2 separate regions of the Mus musculus genome follow, and region 2 is linked to region 1. Evidence: chromatin loops called from intact Hi-C (ENCODE). Cell type or tissue: left cerebral cortex. All regions are shown on one strand. Links, peaks and the distances in the headings refer to the core of each region. The heading gives the core; the rest is flanking DNA.

Region 1 (10,223 bases), core at 1,014-9,013:
TACCACTTTCTGAGCTAACCTAGGCATTTCTTCATCATTTGAATAGGAATAGTTGCTGGTCTATAGGCCCCATGTAAAAATATGGCAAACTATTAGATAAAGGTTCTATTTATCTCTCTTTTCACTCAGAATATTCTTCACCAGTTTATATTTTATCAATGAAACATGAATTGACAGAGAACAGAAGACATTTATCAATATATTGCTAAACATAGTCTATGTTTTCTGTAAATGTACAGAACACCTGAATTGTACATTTGCTTGCTTTATACTTGAGGGGTGAAGAGTAGTCCTCCCTTTATGCTTACCAAGGGGAAACTGGTGAAATACTGGAAGAGGTCTCTACATCAATTTGTATGTTGAAACTGTAGAGAATTTTGTTTAAATTGGAGAACACTATAGTGGTGTTCTTTGGTTGGTGATTGGATGCAGGTTCTAACATGGATCTCTAGTGATTGGGGTATATTACTGATTTGATAGTAGGAAAAATGGGCAATGATGAAGTCAGTGGTTAGAGAAAAGCCCAAGGATTTAGCCACTCTGCTGAAATCCACAGGGAATTGAAATAGAAAATACTACAAAAACTAGCTGGTATACCAATCCTTCCCTCCCACCCTGCCCTCTGTCCTGGTCTCCTTGGCCTGTGGGTTGCCCCATGGTAGTCCCTGAAGGCCTTGAACACCTGGGCTTAGGTGGCCCTGCTGGCATAGACTTCTCAGTAGATTGAACTTTATGTGCACTCCATTCCACCATGCTTGACTTTTAAATAATAGAGAGGAACTATAGGTATTTTTAAAGACTATACATGAATGCACAGACATCTGTAATAATACTTCTTAGTTGGAGAAGACATTTAAAGTATCTTATATGTTATACCTAAAGTTACAATATAAATTACATACATTTTTCAGTAAAGACTGACTCTTGAGTTTTCTTGTCCCATTATGTTCTTGTCAGATTCTGAAGTCAGACTTGTGCTAGTGACATAAAAGTATTTGGCAGGTGTTTCTTCTTTAATATTCCTGAACGTTATGAATGAGCAGCATTGGGGTGTTCCTTCTAGTGGTTGATAGAATTTACCTGAGAAATTGTTGAAACAAGTGTTTACTCTCTGGGATGGTGCAACTACAAGTTCAATTTCTTTAGTAAATAAAATCACAATGTCTGTTGCTTCCTGGCCAACTTTGGTAGTTTCATAATTTTGAAAAATATAATTAATTGTCACAGTTACAGACGCTATGTTGTATAGCAACTTGTGATGATGTTTATCTTAATTCTGCTGAATTATTAATATCTTTTATATTCTGAATTAATTATATTTATTGCATCTTGGGATTGGTCCTCAAATATATTCTTCTTCATTTACACATTTCATTTACATTTCATTGAAATGTTATCCCGATTCCTGGTTTCTCCTCCAAAAAACACCCTCCCCTATAACCCCTCCCCCTGCTCACCAATGCACCCACTCCTGCTTCTTGGCCCTGGCATTCCCCTATACTGGGGAATAGAACCTTCACAAGACCTAGGGCCTCTCCTCCCATTGATATCCAGTTAGGCTATCCTCTGCTACATATGCAGCTGGAGCCAGGAGTCCTACCATGTGTACTCTTTGGTTGGTGCTTTAGTCCCTTGAAACTCTGAGGGTACTGGTTAGTTCATATTGTGGTTCCTCCTATGGGGCTGCAGAACCCTTCACCTCCTTAGGTCCTTTCTCTAGCTCCTTCATTGGGGACCCTGTACTCTGTCCAATGGGTGGTGATGGTGAGCATCCACCTCTGTATTTGTCAGGCACAGGAAGAACCTCTCAAGAGTCAGCTATATCAGGGTCCTGTCAGCAAGCACTTGTTGGTGTCCACAATAGTGTCAGAGATTCGCGACTGTATATGAAATGGATCTCCAGGTGGGTCAGTCTCTGGATGGTCATTTCTTCAGTCTCTACTTCACACTTTGTCCCTGTGACTCCTTCCATGCTTGTTTTGTTACCCCTTCTAAGAAGGATTGAAATAGCTACACTTTGGTCTTCTTTCTTCTTGAGTTTAATGTGGTTTGGGAATCGTTCCTTGGGAATTCCAAGCTTATGGGCTAATATCCACTTATCAGTGAGTGCATACCATGTGTGTTCTTTTGTGATTGGGTTACTTCACTCAGGATGATATCCTTTAGATCCATCCATTTGCCTAAGAATTTCATAAATTCATTCTTTTTAATAGCTGAGTAGTACTCCATTGTGTAAATGTACCACACTTTCTGTATCCATTCCTCTGTTGAGAGACATCTGGGTTCTTTCCAGCTTCTAGCTATTTTAAAAATGGCTACCATGAACCTAGTGGAGCATGTGTTCTTACTACATGTTAGAACTTCTTCTGGGTATATGCCCAGGAGTGGTATAGCTGGGTCCTCTGAGGCACGAGATTTCCAGAGTGCTTGTACCTGCTTGCAATCCCACCAACAATGTGTCGTTGGTCCTCTGCACTGGCGGCAACATGAACGACACAGACAGGGGTGTGGTTCACACAGCAACTTCTTTACTTCAGGCTTTTTCTTTTACAGCTCTCTTCCCCAGCAGCTTCTTCTTAGGGCAAGGGCTAAACTACTCTTATTCTACTTCTACTCACGGCAAGGGCTAAAACTACTCTCTCCATACACTTCTAGCTTCTATTACAACAGTTAGCTCCTACCACTTACAACAGCAGCTTCTACTACTCCATCCTTCTGGCAGCAAGGGCTAAACTCTTCTCACCTCACTACTCGCTCTGACTCCTCCTTCTAGCTCCACCCTACCTCATCCATTCAGAAGTCACATACACTCCAGGCAGGAGCTTAGGTCATTCACAGATAGGCCGACAGGTCTGAATCACGATGAACTGTCCAGCCTGGCAGGCAGCCCACGTATGCAGCCTCATTGTGCATGTTCAGGCAAGGCAGTAAACAAGTGGGTTTCACGGGGCCTGTGGCCGCATCCGCTTCCCACAATAATGGAGGAGTGTTCCTCTTTCTCCACATCCTCATCAGCATCTGCTGTCACCTGAATTTTGAATCTTAGCCATTCTGATTGGTGTGAGGTGGAATCTCAGGGTTGTTTTGATTTGCATTTCCCTGATGATTAAGGATGCTGAACATTTTTTCAGGTGCTTCTTAGACATTCCGTATTCCTTAGTTGAGAATTCTTTGTTTAGCTCTGTACCCCATTTTTAATAGGGTTAATTGATTTTTCTGGAGTCTGTCTTCTTGAGTTCTTTATATATATATAGTGGATATTCGTCCCCTATCTGATTTAGGTTTGGTAAAGATTCTTTCCCAATCTGTTGGTGGCCTTTTTGTCTTATTGACAGTGTCTTTTGTCTTACAGAAGCTTTGCAATTTTATGAGGTCCCATTTGTTGATTCTTGATCTTACAGCACAGGCCATTGCTGTTTTGTTCAGGAATTTTTCCCCTGTGCCCATATCTTCGAGGCTTTTGCCCACATTCTTCTCTATAAGTTTCAGAGTCTCTGGTTTTATGTGGAGTTCCTTGATCCACTTAGACTTGAGCTTGGTACAAGGAGATAAGAATAGATGGAAATTCTTCTACATGATAACCGCCAGTTGTGCCAGCACAATTTGTTGAAAATGCTGTCTTTTTTCCACTGGATGGTTTTAGCTCCTTTTTCAAAGATCAAGTGACCATAGGTGTGTGGGTTCATTTCTGGGTCTTCAATTCTATTCCATTGATCTACCTGACTGTCACTGTACCAGTACCAAGTTTTGTTTGTTTGTTTGTTTGTTTTTATCACAATTACTCTGTAGTACAGCTTGAGGTCAGGGACGGTGATTCCACCAGAAGTTCTTTTATTGTTGAGAATAGTTTTTGCTATTTTTGTTGTTAGAGTTGGAATTTTGTTCATGTGGCTATCTTCCTTTAGGTTTGTTGACAGATTATTTTCTTGCCTTTTCTAGAACATAGTTTCCCTCCTTGTGTTGGAGTTTTCTCTTTATTATCCTCTGAAGGGCTGGATTTGTGGAAAGATACTGTGTAAATTTAGTTTTGTCATGGAATACCTTGGTTTCTCCATCTATGGTAATTGAGAGTTTTGCTGGATATAGTAGCCTTGGCTGGCATTTGTGTTCTCTTGAAGTCTGTATGACATTTGCCCAGGGTCCTCTGGCTTTCATAGTCTCTGGAGAGAAGTCTGGTTTAATTCTGATAAGTATGCCTTTATATGTTACTTGACCTTTTTGCCTTACTGCTTTTAATATTCTTTCTTTGTTTTGTGCATTTGTTGTTTTGATTATTATGTGACTAGAGGAATTTCTTTTCTGGTCCAAAGTATTTGGAGTTCTGTAGAATTCTTGTATATTCATGAGCATCTGTTTATTTAAGTTTGGGAAGTTTTCTTCTATAATTTTGTTGAAGATATTTACTGGCCCTTTAAGTTGGAAATCTTCACTCTCTTCTATACCTATTTGGAAATCTTCACTCTCTTGTATACCTATTATGCTTAAGTTTGGTCTCATTGTGTCCTGGATTTCCTGGATGTTTTGGGTTAGGATCTTTTTGCATTTCACATTTTCTTTGTTATGTTAATGTTTTCTATGGTATCATCTGCACTTGAGATTCTCTCTTCTATCTCTTGTGTTCTGTTGGTGATGTTTGCATCTCTGGCTTCTTTTGACTTCTTTCCTAGGTTTTCTATCTCCAGAGATGTCTCCCTTTGTGATTTCTTTATTCTTTGTACTTCCATTTTTTGATCCTGGATGGTTTTGTTCAATTTCTTCACCTGTTTGGATTTATTTTCTTGTAATTCCTTAAGGGGTTTTTGTTTTTCCTCTTTAGTGGCTTCTACCTATTTACCTGTGTTCTCCTGAATTTCTTTAAGGGAGTATTTATGTCCTTCTTAAAGTTCTCCATCATCATCATGAAAAGTGGCTTATATCCATATCTTGTTTTTCTGGTGTGATGGTGTATCTAGGACTTGCTATGGTAGGAGAATTGGGTTCTGATGATGCCAAGTAACCTTGGTTTCTGTTGCTTCTGTTCTTATGCTTGCCTCCCACCATCTGATTATTTCAAGTGCTCCCTGCCCTTGCTATATCTGTTTCAAACATGTCCTTCCTGTAATCCTTGTTGAGTCTGAACTCCTCTGAGTCCAGCTTTCTCTCTGATCCTGTGATTCCAGGATCCTGTGATCCTGAGATTCTGGGTGTGTCAGAGTTTTTGGAATTCAAGCTTCCTCTGAGACCCTGAGATCCTTGAGTGTCCAAGCTCCTGGGAACATGGGATCCTGGGCATGTTAGAGAGCCTGGGAATGGTACCTCCTCTGGGGGATGTGTGGCTGTCTGCTGAGTTTGTAACCAAGGTAGACCAGTGCCTGACTGGAAGGAACCAGAGCCACTCGTCAGGCAGATTTCCTGTGTCCCTGGCTCCTCCTGGTCCCAGTCACTCCCTGGTGGTTTTTGAACAGATGTTGTGTTCTCTTAAAATATATTCTATTTTCTGTTTTAAGATTGGAACCTGGCTTGATTGCTCACACTGGCCTTAATTTTCTGGGCTTATACAAACCTCTTACTCTAGACACCCAAATGCTTGAGACTACCCAGGCCCATGCCTAGAACTACACATGCTCATACCATGGTCTCTAACAGTGCTGACTTCATAACTAAACATTGTTCATGTAATCTATATTTGCATTAATTTTGAACTTATATCTATGTAATTATTGAAAGGTGTTATATTATAGACTTGCAAATTTGTGCTTTCAGACCTCTGAGTTTTGTGTCATGAATGTACTTTTTATAATTTGTTTGTTTTATTAAGGCTGTGTTTGGATTTGAAGGCTGTGTTGGCCTTAAAGTTTTGATGCCCCTGCTTCAGGTTTCTGGGTGATGTGGCTGCACTTGGGTGCCACTATACCAAATGATGTGTTTAAAAGCATTGCCAATGGGTTCATAAATAATCAGGATAGTTATATGTCTTGTGGAAATGATTTGATATTACTATGAAATAACCTTACCCCTAAAAAATGTTTCACCCTAAAACACACTTGATTAGATGCCCTTTTCTAATATTTCTAACAAGTCATTTCTGGCTAAGTTTATTTCTGTCCTCTATATTATGAGTCATGTTTTCTGCTTTTGTACAACAGTGATCATTTTTTAACTGAATGCTACCTGTGGTGAATTTAACCCAGTTGTGGTTCCTATAAATATTCGAGTGTGTTTTTCTGGGCTATTGTAAGATTCCTTGAATATAGTTTTACCCCTCTGTATCTTGCTTTTTAAGATTTGTGAGGCAGGACCAGATCACATCTAGTATGGGATGGAATTTTCAAATACTACGGTGGAGCCTTTCTAAATATTCAACCAGTGAGCTGTGAATTGCAAGAGGCTGTTTGTCTGGTCTGTTTGTTTGGTCTGGTTGTCTGGTCTGTTTGTCTGGCTGTGGGTGCTCTTGGTGTAACTCATGGTAATTTTAGTAGATGATTATTTAGCTTTTGGTTTTTTATTCTAATATTTTATTTTTTAGCTTTTATACATATCAGGTAGTCGGTTGCCTGGTAATTTCTGCAGTTTCTAAAGCTCTGGGACTGTGAAGCACTCTCGTATCTAAGACTTTGTGCTGAGGTTTTAACTGCCTTTACTTTGGTGCTCTGAGGAACCCATTATGCAACAACTGTATGATTCTTCCCTGCAGTGGGCTCTCCCTAGTCTTTGAGGATAGTTCACTACAGTATTAGTAAGTCTCATCGTGTGTGTGTGTGTGTGTGTGTGTGTGTGTGTGTGTGTGTGTGTGTGTGTTGTGTGTGTGTGTATCTTTGTCCTTGTGTCTGCCAAAGTGTCCATATGGGAGTCAAAGGGCTATTTTTGTAGTCAGTTCTCTCCTTCTACCATGTCATATCTGGGAATTAAACTTAGGCTGTAAGGGTAGGTGGCAAGCTCTTTCACCCACTGAACCATCTCACTGGCCTTTTTACCAACTTTTAGAGCTCATTATCTTGTATTGATTGGTGTTTAATGTCTTTAAAGCAGCTCCTCCCTGATTCATTGTATTTGTTTTCAGTATTGCTTAGATCAAAAGCTAATGAGCTCAGTGTCTGTTAGTCTTGTCTGTGTCAGAAGTGGAAGCACTCTTATTTATGAATGTGGTAGGTTCTTTTTAGTGTTGTATTATAATTGTTTCTTTCCTGTCATAGTTGTTCCTATCATTTTTCTATCTTTTTGGTGTCTGCTCTGTGTGCATCTTAGCTTTTTACCTTGAAACAAAGTACAGTCACCTGGGAAGAGGGGATCGTAATTGAAGAACTGCCTCCATCAGATTGCCCTGTGGCCTAGTCTGTTTTTGTTTGCTTGCTAATTGATGGAGGTGGCCCCACCTGTGCCTCCAATGTGTCTCTGAACAAGCCAGAAGTGAGTCCTTTAGCAGCAGGCCTCCATTCATTCTCTGATTCAGTTCCTGCCTCTAGTTTCCTGCCTTGGGTCCCCCAAATTATTGATTACAACATGTAAACTGAAATAGTTTCCCCAACTCTCATATTCCAAGGTGATTTTGGTCATAGCAATAGAATCTATACTATGACACTATGCTTATATTAATCTGCCCTTAGGATTTGGTTTCTTTTTATTATCATTTATTATTTAAACCAATTTATAAATTTAAATATATTTTGATTATATTTTCCCCCTCCCAAAAGTCCTACCAGAACCTCCCACTTTCCCTTCTCACCCAACATTAAGTTCTTTCTCAACAAATAAACAAAACTCCATTACAACAAAAAAGCTCCCCATAACAAAAACTAACAAAACAAAACAAAAACAAAAACCAATCATAGTTATTTTGTGAGGCGATGCTGAGCCTCCATCTATTATTCCATATCTTACTTATTTCCGGTTTTTAAGTACTTGTAGAAAAATTACCTAAGCTAGTCTCATTGTAAATGCAGGAGAATATAAGCAGCTGTTGAGCGGTATATGTTGAACTGTATGATTTTATGCAGTGAAGTGAGGCCAACACTAAAAATACTGCTTAACTTGTACTCATAAAGTCTTGTTTTTTAGAAAAACAAAAAAGCAAACAAAAAAAACCCCAGTTTTTGGAAGATTGTATTGAGAGCTGAGCATGAGCAAAATATTTACTTTGATATTCCCAATGAATAGGAACGTACACTGTTTGTTTGTTATAAGCAACCCCAACTACAGAATTGAGTGGTAAATAGGATGCCCAAAGATAACAACCTGAAGGAGAGAAGCCTTTCCAAACAGAAGCCTTTCTGGAGGGTTTAGGCACATTCCATGTAATTTTCTGTTACTTTGTATTGTTTTTATTTCTTCTCCTGGGTATTTTAAATAACTAAAGGAAAATTCTTAAAGGTATAAAGGAGTTTTTCCCTTTAATTAATTTAGTTAACATGAGTACCAGAGAAATTTGTAATGGCTGTATTATAGTTCAACTGCCACAAAGAGAATATCACCTTATAATAGCTGACATTGCTGTACCCTTAAGATGTGTTCAGATATCAAGGGAGGAACTTAAATGGGCAAGAAGAAAAAAGATTGATTTTGCCCACAGCTTCAAAGGTCTCAGCCCATCATGGTTTAGAGAAAGCTACTCAACCATGGCTAACTGGAAACAGTGGGCCAATTCCCTTTTCTTCCACCCAGACCCAACCTACCGTACTTTGAAGATCATAAAGCTCTTACAAACCTTTGACATTGAGATTGAGGGTGTGAAGACAGAATTGAGAACATAGAGTTCTTTGTTAAATTAAAAACTATACATTATAAAATATACCAATATGTCATAGTTAGTAAAGTTTTATTAGTAGATTTGACTTTAAATTTGTTAAATAATAATTCATGAATATAGAAACTCAGTTTTTTAAGTAATGGGCAAAATTTTATAGTTTGAACGTAGCAACAATGTTATTTCACTCAGTTTTTGAGAAGTAACTGAACGTTTCCAATCTCAATGAAAAAACTTAACTGACAACACTGTTAGTATACTAACCATATGTCTAAGACATATGTCTAATACCATATGTAGTTTTGAAGCTGGGCATAGCAGTTTTTTGCCTATAATACCAGTGTTCAGGCAGCATCAGGGCCATCATTCTTGACAGATTGAGAGTTCAAGGTTTGCTAAGCCACCCAGTGAAACCCTGTCTCAGAAAGAACAAGATCTTGGGATGTACCTTAGCAGTAGAATGCTTGTCTAGCATGTTTTGGACCTCAAGTTTGATCCTGGCTTCCCAAAAAGTAAGTTGGGTAGATAAATTAATAAAAAGAGATCATTCCTGGTTAGGTGTATACCACATAGTAAGTTCTATTCTAGCCTGAGACTACCAGCCCCAGATCGAATAAACAAACAAACAAACAAATAAATATTTTTGAAGAAAAATAATTTGTATATCATCATCATAAAATGCCCGAGAGATTTTGAGTTTTAAAGGTATAATGTATTAAAGTATTTTGAGTGTAAACAATTGAAATAAATAAGTGGCTCTCTGAGCTCCTTTCTGATGTTAACAACATACATATACATGTCTGTGCTGCTTTTATTAATAAAATGAGAAGGTCTGCTGTGATAATTATTGTCAGGAATGGTTCAAAAGCTCTTCCTTAAGTTTAGGAATCCCCATGTATGTTTATGGAAAACAAATACAGAACATCTATGTTCCTCGTGACCGTACTCTAGTATGTTTTGTGTTCTAGTTAGGATTTTTGTCTTAAGAAAAAATTCCACAAAACTACAGGTATACATTTTAAAAACTGAATAAAAATTAGTTTAAAGATAGATAATTATTTTCTTTGTTTTTGTTCATTACTTTCATTTGAAATTTTTCTCATTACGCTATATAAAAACTACTAGTTAAAAAAAAACTGGATTTTATAATATATCCTGTAGAATGTAAATTATTTTTTAAGCTGAGGAATGTTGAAAATAAAATAGAACCAAGTAAATAGTCCGAATTATTTACAGGCCAAAGGCTTAAAGGTGCATTGCTCCAGCACAAATATTAAGTTATGAAATGGGAATTTCAGTTTGCCATAAATCTGCCTGCCATCGCAGCTTAAAGTAAAATAGTTTTGCCCATCTAGAGCAACATCAATTTGCCAGTCAGTGCTTCATGTATCAAAGAGCGTTCTGTGAAAATATCAATATCATTGGTTAATATAAATGAAATTAATTTTTAAAGCTGGGCTAAAGGTTGACATCTGAAAAATTGCATTACTTTGCAGAAGAGAAA
Region 2 (10,223 bases), core at 1,574-9,573, 52 kb after region 1:
GTTCAATTTGAATAATAGACCGTGACTAAATAAATCCAATGTTTCAGAGACTGGGGAATGATTGGAAATCATCAGCATGTTTTTTGAATATTGAAAATAGTTTTAAACAGTTAAACTTTTAAATAAATATGCGTTGGCCCATATTTTGTGCCATAACTATAAAAGTGTTTCCTCTAGAACTGTGTGAGTATCTTCTTCAAATCTGTATCTTCAGACAGTGCCCAGCACACCAGATTAGCTGGGTGCTTTTCAAGTGTAGCTTGTTAAAATAAGAAGTAACTAAGGTTTTGTTAACACAGACATATTTATACATTCTGGTACTTTCTTTGCTCTAAATACAGTAAGATGTGTTTTCAAATAACCAGCAGTATTGTGTACTGATAACATTAGTTAAGCAAGAAATGTTTCTATAAAACTGAAAGGTGATTTATGTACTAAAAAGTAATGTCTTTGGGAACTATTAGCAGCAGCACATCATTATTTAAAGCCTGTGAATAGAGTATGGACAGATATAAGTCAGAAGAATATGGAAGGACATACATCTTAGTATATGGACAGACAGAAGTCTAAGGTGTAATTTACAGGCTTAGCTGATGCCAGGTAATTACCCACAAATACTTGTTTAAGTGTTCTTTAACTAAGAGGAGGCTTTTAAACCTCCCAAACATTTTTCTTTTCTTAATCATAAATTGTGAGCCAGCCATAACAATACAGAAATTACATATTGTACTATTTCCTGAACACTGAAGCAAATGCATTTAATTCATGTCTAAAAGCTATTAGCAATTTATTTTTGGCAAGGAAGGAAGCTGATGAAAATATTACTGATACCAAAATTTTGAAGGCATAGAAACATTTGGAAAAAAATTAAGAGCTATAATGTAATAATTTGTCTACAACTTGCATTCTTTACATTGGACATATTACTAAGTAATGACTACTATTAGTTTAAAATATATATGTAAAAATTTATAAAAACATGAAAACATAAAAGGTTTTTCACTTCTTATTTTTTAGGAACCTTTTACAACTTACTTTCTAAATTTACAAGGAGGGAAATTTGATCATGCAGATAGGACGTTCTCCTCAGTCTCCAGAGCATGGCGAAACAGTCAGCGCGACACATCTGACATTAAGGTACTGAAACAGTTCATTTTATGGTTCTTACAGCCAGGTTATTTCGTATTGAGTGAATGTTCCATATTTCTTTCTCCTGAGCCTGCCATATTTGTCAAAGGTAAACCTCAGAGAATGGAGCCTTAATTGAATGGCCAAGAACCATTGTCCATGATTTTTGTTTTCTTCTTTGTATGCATCTGTCTGTCTGCCTGGCCTGAATATCTTTCATTTCACTAGTTGGAAATTTCTAATTATAGAATATTGTTCCTCTTCCACACATCGTTTGAATTGTATGTCTAGAAGCACCATGCTGAACACACTTCCAAACATAGTGAAGAAAATTACCACAGCATGAAAACAGGAAAAATCTCAGGCATATTTATTTGTATCTCTCAAAGGTCTATTTTTAAAATAATCACTATTGTAGGTACTATAATCCTTGCCAGACTTCCACTTCTATCCTCAGAAGTCCAATAAGGAACTGTGTTGGGTGCTGTTAAAGCATAATGAGATGAACCTATTGTTTTTAGGCCCCTTATAGTCTTATAAAATAATATAACTTATACATAAATAATAGCACCATGTGGGGAGAGAAGTACCACATAAGAAACAGGCATTTGACAGGAGAAAAGTTATATTACTATGCATGTATTACTATAGAACACGTACAAAGTTTGTGCTGGGGTGATGATGCCCTGCCACACTGAGATATGCTACTTTACAAGATTAATTATATTCTTCTATTTTATTTGACATTATAGATTACAATATTGCTATATTAGAGATACTCTGTTGAAGATCCTATTATATGCAAAAGTAATCTCTCCTATTGGAAAATCTGTCAAGATTTTTTTTTTATCTCATAAGATTCTCTGGAGAAGCACTGTTGTCAGCAGTGGGTCACTTAGATGGCTCAGCAGTTAGAGTGCTTGTTGTATAAGTTAGACAACCTGACTTAGGTTGCGGACCCAGGTAAAGATGGAAGGATACACCAAGCTCCAGAGTCGTCCTCCAAACTCCACACTCATGTGTTGGCATGTATGCATCTACACACGCATCATGCAGAAACAACAATAATGAAATCCTTTTCAAAAGAATCTCTAGATAAGTTTCTATTGATGGTGAGGTACATTTGATGGAAATAGTTAAGAGAGTTAATGACTGCTGTTGAAACCTATTCCCTATTCCTCTATTACCAGCACTTATTTCATACTTAACTGTCAGGAAGCTATAAGAGATATGGGTAGATACATGAAAAAAAAATTGATGAACCTGACTTTTTTTGTTGCCCAAATAAAGATGTTAGGATTTTCTTTTTACTTTGAATTCTTTACCTCATAAGCCTCATAAACAAAATATAACTTTGTACTTCATTTTTGTAGTAGAAGGATATACTAGATTGTTATAATTTTGAGAATTATTTTTCATTCTTTATTATAGAAACATTGACTGCCTTCGGCTTTCTGTTTCTGTTTCTCCTAATACCGAATTCTTGGTTAAGCTTGGATGGACAGGAAGTGTACATGATAGATTCCTGTGGTTTTCTTCTCTATTTTTTTTCATAAAATACTAGATTTTCCTCTCAGATTTCTTTTCATAGTATTATATTTATTCTAAAGTAGTTTTATACATGGATACAATGTATCTGTGTTTATTCCCAATTCCTTCCTCCCACTACTAACCTACCTTCCCCCAAACTATTGTTCTCGGTCATATTTTTCTTTTTTTATTTTATTTTATTATTGAAAACAAAGGTATTTTCATAAAATTTATTCTGATCAGGGTTTCCTCTCCCTCATCTCCTCCCGTATCTCCTACCCTATCAATTCCATACCTTTTTTCTGTCTCTCCTAAGAAAACAATCAGGCCAATAAAAAGACAATGGATAAGGAAAAAGAACAATATAAAAAAACTGGTAGGCCCTCCCACCCCCAAAAGAAACAAAGAGGACAAAAAATGCATATGCACATACCATAAATTGCAAATGAAAATACCAGTAAGATTTAGAAAATACAATATGAGACAATTAGCAACAAACTTTTAAGTTTATTTTGTGTTGGCCCTCTGCTGATGGGAATGAGGCCTGCCTTTAAGTGTGGTTCACAGACACAGTGAGATTCCCTTGGAGAAACCAATGTTTCCTCTATGAGTGTTTGTCAGTTGGATGTAGTGTCTTGGCTAATGACTAGAGATGGTACCCACCTCCTCCTCTCAGTGCTGGGACCTAATCTTGCTTGAATGTATACAGACCCTAGGCATGCTGCTATACTCTGAGCTGATGTGTTAGTCCCTTTGTGTCTGGAAGACACTTCTTGCTATCATTCATCCCACTGGCTTTTACAATTTTTCTACCTTCTCTTCTATACATAGTTCTTTGAGCCCTGAGGGGAGGGACTTGATGGATACTTCCCACTTACGACTGAGTGTTTCAAGGCCTTTCACTCTGCACACTGTCCAGTCTGGATCTCTATTTTGTTCCCATCTGCTGAAGGAGAAACTTTTTCTGATAATGGCTGGATGAGACACTAATCTTTGGAGACAGCAGAATGTCATTAGGAATCATTTTATTACTATATTCCTTTAGTACAATAGTAGTTTTTGTTTTCTCCCTAGGTAGATGGCCAGTTTAGTCTCAGTTTCTTGGACATCCAGCCAGTATAACTGTACAACTTGTAGGCCAGAAACACAAGCAGATGAAAAGTGAATATTATACTAATATAACTAATTAAACTGTCATCTTTAGCGTAGAGAAAATTCATATTTATTTCATTACTTGTTCTTCATTGTGCCCAAGTTATACATACATACATATATACATACATACATTCATTCATTCATTACCAGACTGTAGTTTACCCTCCCTCTATTCCTCCCATCCCTGGCCCCTATCCACACCTCTGTTTCTCTTCAGAGAACACCTGAAATTCTCTCTTCCATGTCTTGTACTGTGTTGGTGAGTGTGCTGGCTAGTTTTATGTCAACTTGACACAAGCTAGAGTCCTTGGAGTGGAGAGAGCCTCAATTTAAAAAAAATGCTCCTAGAAGATTGGGCTGTAGGCATGCCTGTAGAACATTTTCTTAATTAAAGATTGATGTGGGAATGTCCAGCCCATTGTGGGTGAGACTACTCCTGGGCAGGTGGTCCTGGGTTCTATATGAAAGCAGGGTGAGCAAGCCCTGGGGAGAAAGCCAGTAAGCAGCACTCTCCATGACCTCTGTGTCAGCTCTCACCTCCAGGTTGCTGCCATGATGAAGTTCCTGTCCTGAATCCCTTTGATGATGAATGATGATGTGAAAGCACAAGCTAAACCACCCCTTGTCTCCTCAAGTTGCTTTGGTTTTATCACAGTGATAGTAACCTTAACTAGGACAATAAAACTTCCCTGTGATATCTTCATTCGACTTTCTAAAATTTTCATTTCCAGTTTTATCTGTTTATGTTTTCTTTAGTCATTCTGTTTCTACTTTCATGTCTTGAACTCTTTCCTTCATTTCACTCTGCTCTTTGTCTCATAGACTTCATGATGGGATTTATTCATAATCTCCTTAAGGTCCTTGAACATATTCACAATTAGTATTTTTGAATCCTTTTCTTATCCTTCAGTTACATAGCATTTCTCAGGCTCTACCACAGTAGGCTTGCTGGTTTCTGGTGGAGACATAGTGTCCTGGCTGGTTTTGTCTATGTGTTTATGCTGGTGTCTGGCATCGGGGTTGGGAAGATTGAGGTGACTCTTGCTGTTGGTATTAGGTCTGATCTTTGTTGGATGGTTGTTCCATTCTCTAGATTCTGTTGTGCTCACTGAATCTTAGGAAACTGTTTGTTGTGGAGTGCCAGATAGAGGGTGGTTCTGTAGATGCAGTGGGTAGCAGACTAGGAGAAAAAAGCTGTGAATTGTAAATGGCTTCAGGAAATAGCTAAGATCTCCTTTATACCCAGCGGTGGAATCCCCAGGGGTTTGGAGGTGTGGTGGGAAGAGGGGGTTTGCAAGTAGTTTGAAGTAAGCAGTTAAGTGTTTGGGGAGCCAGGGTGAAAGGGTTGAGGCGATCCTGGATCTGAACCAAGAGTTGGAGTCTCCACTGGATGGGTTTGAGGTGGAATGCGGGACTCCTGTAAACAAGTGGGTACTGAGCTGAGGGGGAGAATGGAGACAGCAGAAAGGAGGACAGAAGGAAGGAGTGATTCACCCCCTGAGTTCCTGACAGGAGTGGCCACTGGAAATAGAAAGTGTTAGTAGGTGTGGGCAGCTGACACTCAGGGACTGGAGGAGTGGGGAGGGTGGAGAGGCCCCTGCAAGCTGTCTGCTACAGGACTAGCAGGAGACTGGAATGACTACTGAGGAGGCATGCAGGAAGGAGAGTGGACATCCTTGGAGTCCAGGTCTGGTGTTTGCATTGAGGAGCCCAGGAGAGAAGTGTTTCTAGGTATAGGAGGCTGACCCAAAGGCCTTAAAACAATAGCAGCAACAACGCACCAAGTCTAGTGCTGTCCTAATAGCATTCATGGGTGGGTATGGGACTTAAAATTCATTATTTAGTGTGTACCTGATTAAATTTTCACTTTCTTTCAAATATCCTATACTAAAAAAACCCAAAAAACAAAACAAACAAACAAACAAAAACAGGAAAGGAAAATCCAACATAACAACTAAAAGAAACAAACAAAAGAACCAATGGTCATGTCTTTCTTCTTTCTTATTTTTCTTATTTTTTTTCCTTCAGTAAATAATTTGGAATAATAATGGGTTCCCTAACAGACGTCAGAAAGACAGTACTGATTATTAACATTATACTAAACTCGCGCTTCTGGTCATGGTAATTATGACATCTCTAGTAACTCCTGCTTTCCTAACAGTATCATTTAAGGCATCTCTATGACGATATGGTGAGAAAAGTTTCGTGGGTTTTCTTTTCTTTGCTCTTCTTTTGCCCTGAAGTCTTACTCTGTTGTCCAGGCTGGCTTCACAATCCCTGGCTCTACTGACTCTCCTGCCATAGCCTCCAGAGTAGCTGGGACTGTAATGAAATAATACCACAGCCAACCAAAAGGGAAGGAGTATGAAACTGGAAATACAAGGAGCCTGCTTAGAATTATTTCTACATTCTTTTTTTTTTAATTAAAAAAAAAATCTCTTGTATTTTTCTATTTCTACTTTTTTTTAAATTTATTACGTATTTTCCTCAATGACATTTCCAATGCTATCCCAAAAGTCCCCCATACCCTCCCCCCCACTTCCCTACCCACCCATTCTCATTTTTTTTTTTTTTTGGCCCTGGCGTTCCCCTGTACTGGGGCATATAAAGTTCTACTTTCTCATATGTTACTTTGTGTAAAGTTTTTAGGTCTAACTTTGGTGAAGCTGAATTTTACCAGTATATATATTCTATCTCTGTACCTTGTCCCATCCTGAATATCCACAGTGTGGTATACCATTGATAAATCACTCCATTTTCTCTATTGATAACCAGCTAAATGGACCCTACAACTTAATGACTTCCGCATACTTAGACAGCATTAATTTACAGTTACATAGGCCATTTAGAGAGCTTCTGAAGATGGACCCTGCTAACAGTGAGGAAGGATTTATCATGACTCTTTTCTTCTTTCTTCCTTTTTTTTGTTTGTTTTGTTTTGTTTTGTTTTGTTTTTCAAGATAGGGTTTCTCTTTTAGCCCTGGCTGTCCTGGAACTCACTCTGTAGACCAGGCTGGCCTCAAACTCAGAGATCCGCCTGCCTCTGCCTTCGAAGTGCTGGGATTAAAGGCATGCGCCACAACACCCTACTTTTCCTTTCTTCTTAAAGTGTTACATTTTAGAAAACACATTTAAGATTTTAATAATAATAACATCAAAAGAAATATCTAAGAACACATGAAAGGTACAATAATAATGTGAACATTGTTATATAACATTGGGTTTTAGATCATGAATAGTGTTGTTCAGTATTGGGGGAATTTTCTAGAAATACTAAAGACGGTAACAGAAGAAAGAGGGCAGTAAGACATGAAGGTGGTGTGGAAGGAATCACTTTGAGTGCATTGGAAGTTCTACTTTGCCTTATCAGTACAGCACAGCATAAATTCCCTACAGTTTGGGAAATGAGGAAACAGGGAAACAGTTATTTTTCAAAAGTAAAATAAAAGACAGTTCTAGTTCTTGTTAGCACTGACTGCTCTTCCGGAGGTCCTGAGTTCAAATCCCAGCAACCACATGGTAGCTCACAACTATCTGTAATGAAATCTGATGCCCTCCTCTGGTGTGTCTGAAGACAGCCACAGTGTACTTACATATAATAAATAAATCTTTTAAAAACGTAATCTTTTACTTTTTAAGATAAATAATAAAATAATTGATTCTTTCTTTGTGACTACAAATTGCAGCCTGCCAGTAAAAGAGGCTGGCTGAGAAAATGACCTGCTTGCTCACCCACACTTTGTTACTCTGTAACAGGTTGCTTAGTTACAAATGTATATGGGTTCTTGGGAATAATTTGACTTCTTCACCTTTGATACCTAAAATGTTTTTTGTGTGAATGTATTGGAAAGCATAGGGTTTTGTTTGTTTGTTTTTATAATCATTCACTAAAAGAAAAATAGAATGTAGTCACATTGTGTCTTCTATACTGCTTGAAAGGTTTTACTGGGATATATAAGTGGTGGAAGAAAAAATAAAATGGTTGAAACCTGAAGAAAAAAAAAGGAATGTTAATACATTAGAATCCCCATTGTTTGCTTTCTACTAATAATCAGAGAATAATTTTACTTAAAAAAATTGTTGTTCAAGCCGGGCGTGGTGGCGCACGCCTTTAATCCCAGCACTTGGGAGGCAGAGGCAGGCGGATTTCTGAGTTCGAGGCCAGCCTGGTCTACAGAGTGAGTTCCAGGACAGCCAGGACTATACAGAGAAACCCTGTCTCAAAAAAAAAAAAAAAAAAAAAAAAAAAATTGTTGTTCCTATTAAATAATGGTGAAAGTCTAAGTTGGGAGTCCTGTAAACAGAATGATCTCATAAGGTTTGAATAAAGCAGGCTTTTGTTTTTAGCATGATTCACCATTTTTAATAGTTTGGAGATCATTTACATTTCTGTGCATGCATCCTTTGTGAGTTCATTTCATACCTAACCTTTCAGTGATACACTTTATTCTCCTTAAGGAAACATTGCACGTCAGTTCTCTAAGGTGACTTATAGTAGCTCTTTCTGATAGACATATAGTATAAGCCACATATATTAAGTGTATTACAGTGTAATTTCAAATAACAGCATGAAAATGATTTCAGTAATATTACTTACCCTAAAAGTCAAAACATTACAACATTGTTGATGTGCTTATAAAAGGATAAAGAGATGCAAGATATGTTCTATGGGGGTGTGATGAATGTGTTGGGGCTGGGATGTCTCCAGGGGCCCTTGCCAAGGCATCCCTTCCCACTGAGGGAACAGCCACATGAAGGTATAGTATAGAGTTTATTCAGGGCATAGGGAGAAGAGTTAAGAGGGTAGTAGAGGCAGAGAGAGAAAGTAGAGAAGTAGAGGCCAGCCATGGCCATGAACATGTGAAGAGACGGGGAAGCAAGAGCAAGAAAGGGAGGAGGGGCAAGCAGGCCTACCTGGCTGTTGCCAGGTAACTGTGGGGTAGAGTTTAGACAGAATGCTAACAACTATAATCAATAAAAAATTGTTATATTGGCTCTTTTATTTTTTATCCTGAGGCTTCAAGATATATTACATATTCTACATTTCAAGTACATGTCTGTTCATACTAGCCATGTTTAAAATATTCAAGAACCACTGCATTTGGTCACTGTCCTGAGCAACATGGATTTAGAACATTGATTTATAATCACACAAAAAGGGTATTCCCTGCCTATGGAGAAGAGAATGTCTTCCTTCTCTTTGTATAACAATGTTTCTGATGTATATTTTACCTATGTGTGACCTGGCCCACTGTAGTAGCAATGTGTAGTTTTGAGGACTGAAGTAGAAAGTGTTAAAGTTGGGTTGAGGAAGCATTGTGATATAAATACTCAGTATAGGTCTGAGGACTATCTGCCATAGTGATAGAACTCCTGCTGGATGCTTTGTAAGGTCCTGGATTCCCCACTACCACAAAATAATAGTAATTCTTTGTGGGTTTTTTGTTTTGTTTTGTTTTGTTTTGTTTTGTTTTGTTTTGTTTTGTTTTTTGTCTTAAACATTTAAATTTAGGAACTGAGATTAAGAGCTAGTTATTGTATTTAGATTTTGGTTTGGAAGTAGTCTTTCTGACTCTGTCATTACAGGCTGAGCCACCGTGCCTGGCCCTGTCTTAAGCTTTAATCTTAAATTATTATGAAAAAATTTTGTGGAACAAATAACAGATTCATAAAGTTTCATAGCCAGTCATACATCTAAGTACCAGGCAGACATCTAAGTTCTTACTAAGCTGTTGTTGCCGTTGGCAACCATCTCTGAAGCAGCCTCTGCTCTCTGAAGCCCTTCCTGCCAGTGGGCTCAGTCTAGTGCTTAAGTGTAGTCTCTCTTACTCCTACTTAAATCCCAACGTGTGTCCTATGGAAATGACTGACAGGAGTCACTTTGGGTTATTACTTTGCAATGGAGGTATTAGCAGATGGATCTAAAATGGAAAGTACTGGGGGAGCATATTTTCTCAGAAACTGGAATTTAATATGTTCATTTTATTAAACTATAACCTATGCAAAAATAAACTGGGGATAAAATATATGGAAAAACCCATATATGCTTTTTTGAAGTAATTTTTAAGTTGAGTTTACCTACCCCTGAGCTCTGGTTGTATGTACTGAATTGAAGTATCACATGGAACTCTGATCTTGCCTTCAGTGAGCTTTTGTTTAGAAAAGTATTTACTCACAGAACAGGTTCTAGCAAGTGAGTTGAAGAAGCAATTTTTGAGTTCATTGATGCAACACCCCCTAACTCAGAAGGAAGAGGAGTGGGAAGCATGCTGCTTTGCTAAGGATATGTGATTGCTTCCCAGGAGCAGTGTGCGAGACAGCCAGTTCTAGGTTTGAAGAACAGGAGTGACAAGAATGTAATAATGTGACCAGTGGTGACATTTTTTATTACTCTGGAGTGAATGCAGTAC

What was found. Hi-C counts contacts between places; a loop is a spot of excess contacts. Peaks named below come from ENCODE experiments on the same cell type or tissue, not always from the same donor. Only the 100,000 strongest peaks of a DNase experiment are listed, where the experiment ranks them.
Region 2: it touches region 1 in a loop (2.5-fold over the local background); 2 of 42 quality-filtered maps call a loop at or near these places.

The regions. Positions count from the first base shown.
Region 1 is chr3:86,590,160-86,600,382 of GRCm38, forward strand. All of the region lies in intron 40 of Lrba (LPS-responsive beige-like anchor), which reads left to right. Among named protein-coding and RNA genes, the nearest start is that of Gm31677, 44 kb to the left of the region's middle. In left cerebral cortex, for the core only: no CTCF peak of the experiment used is centred there; DNase peaks (open chromatin) are centred at 5,420 and 7,929.
Region 2 is chr3:86,641,636-86,651,858 of GRCm38, forward strand. Lrba (LPS-responsive beige-like anchor) reads left to right here. Exons shown (of 57, transcript NM_030695.2): 46 at 1,018-1,137. Among named protein-coding and RNA genes, the nearest start is that of Gm31677, 95 kb to the left of the region's middle. In left cerebral cortex, for the core only: no CTCF peak of the experiment used is centred there; DNase peaks (open chromatin) are centred at 5,012 and 5,360.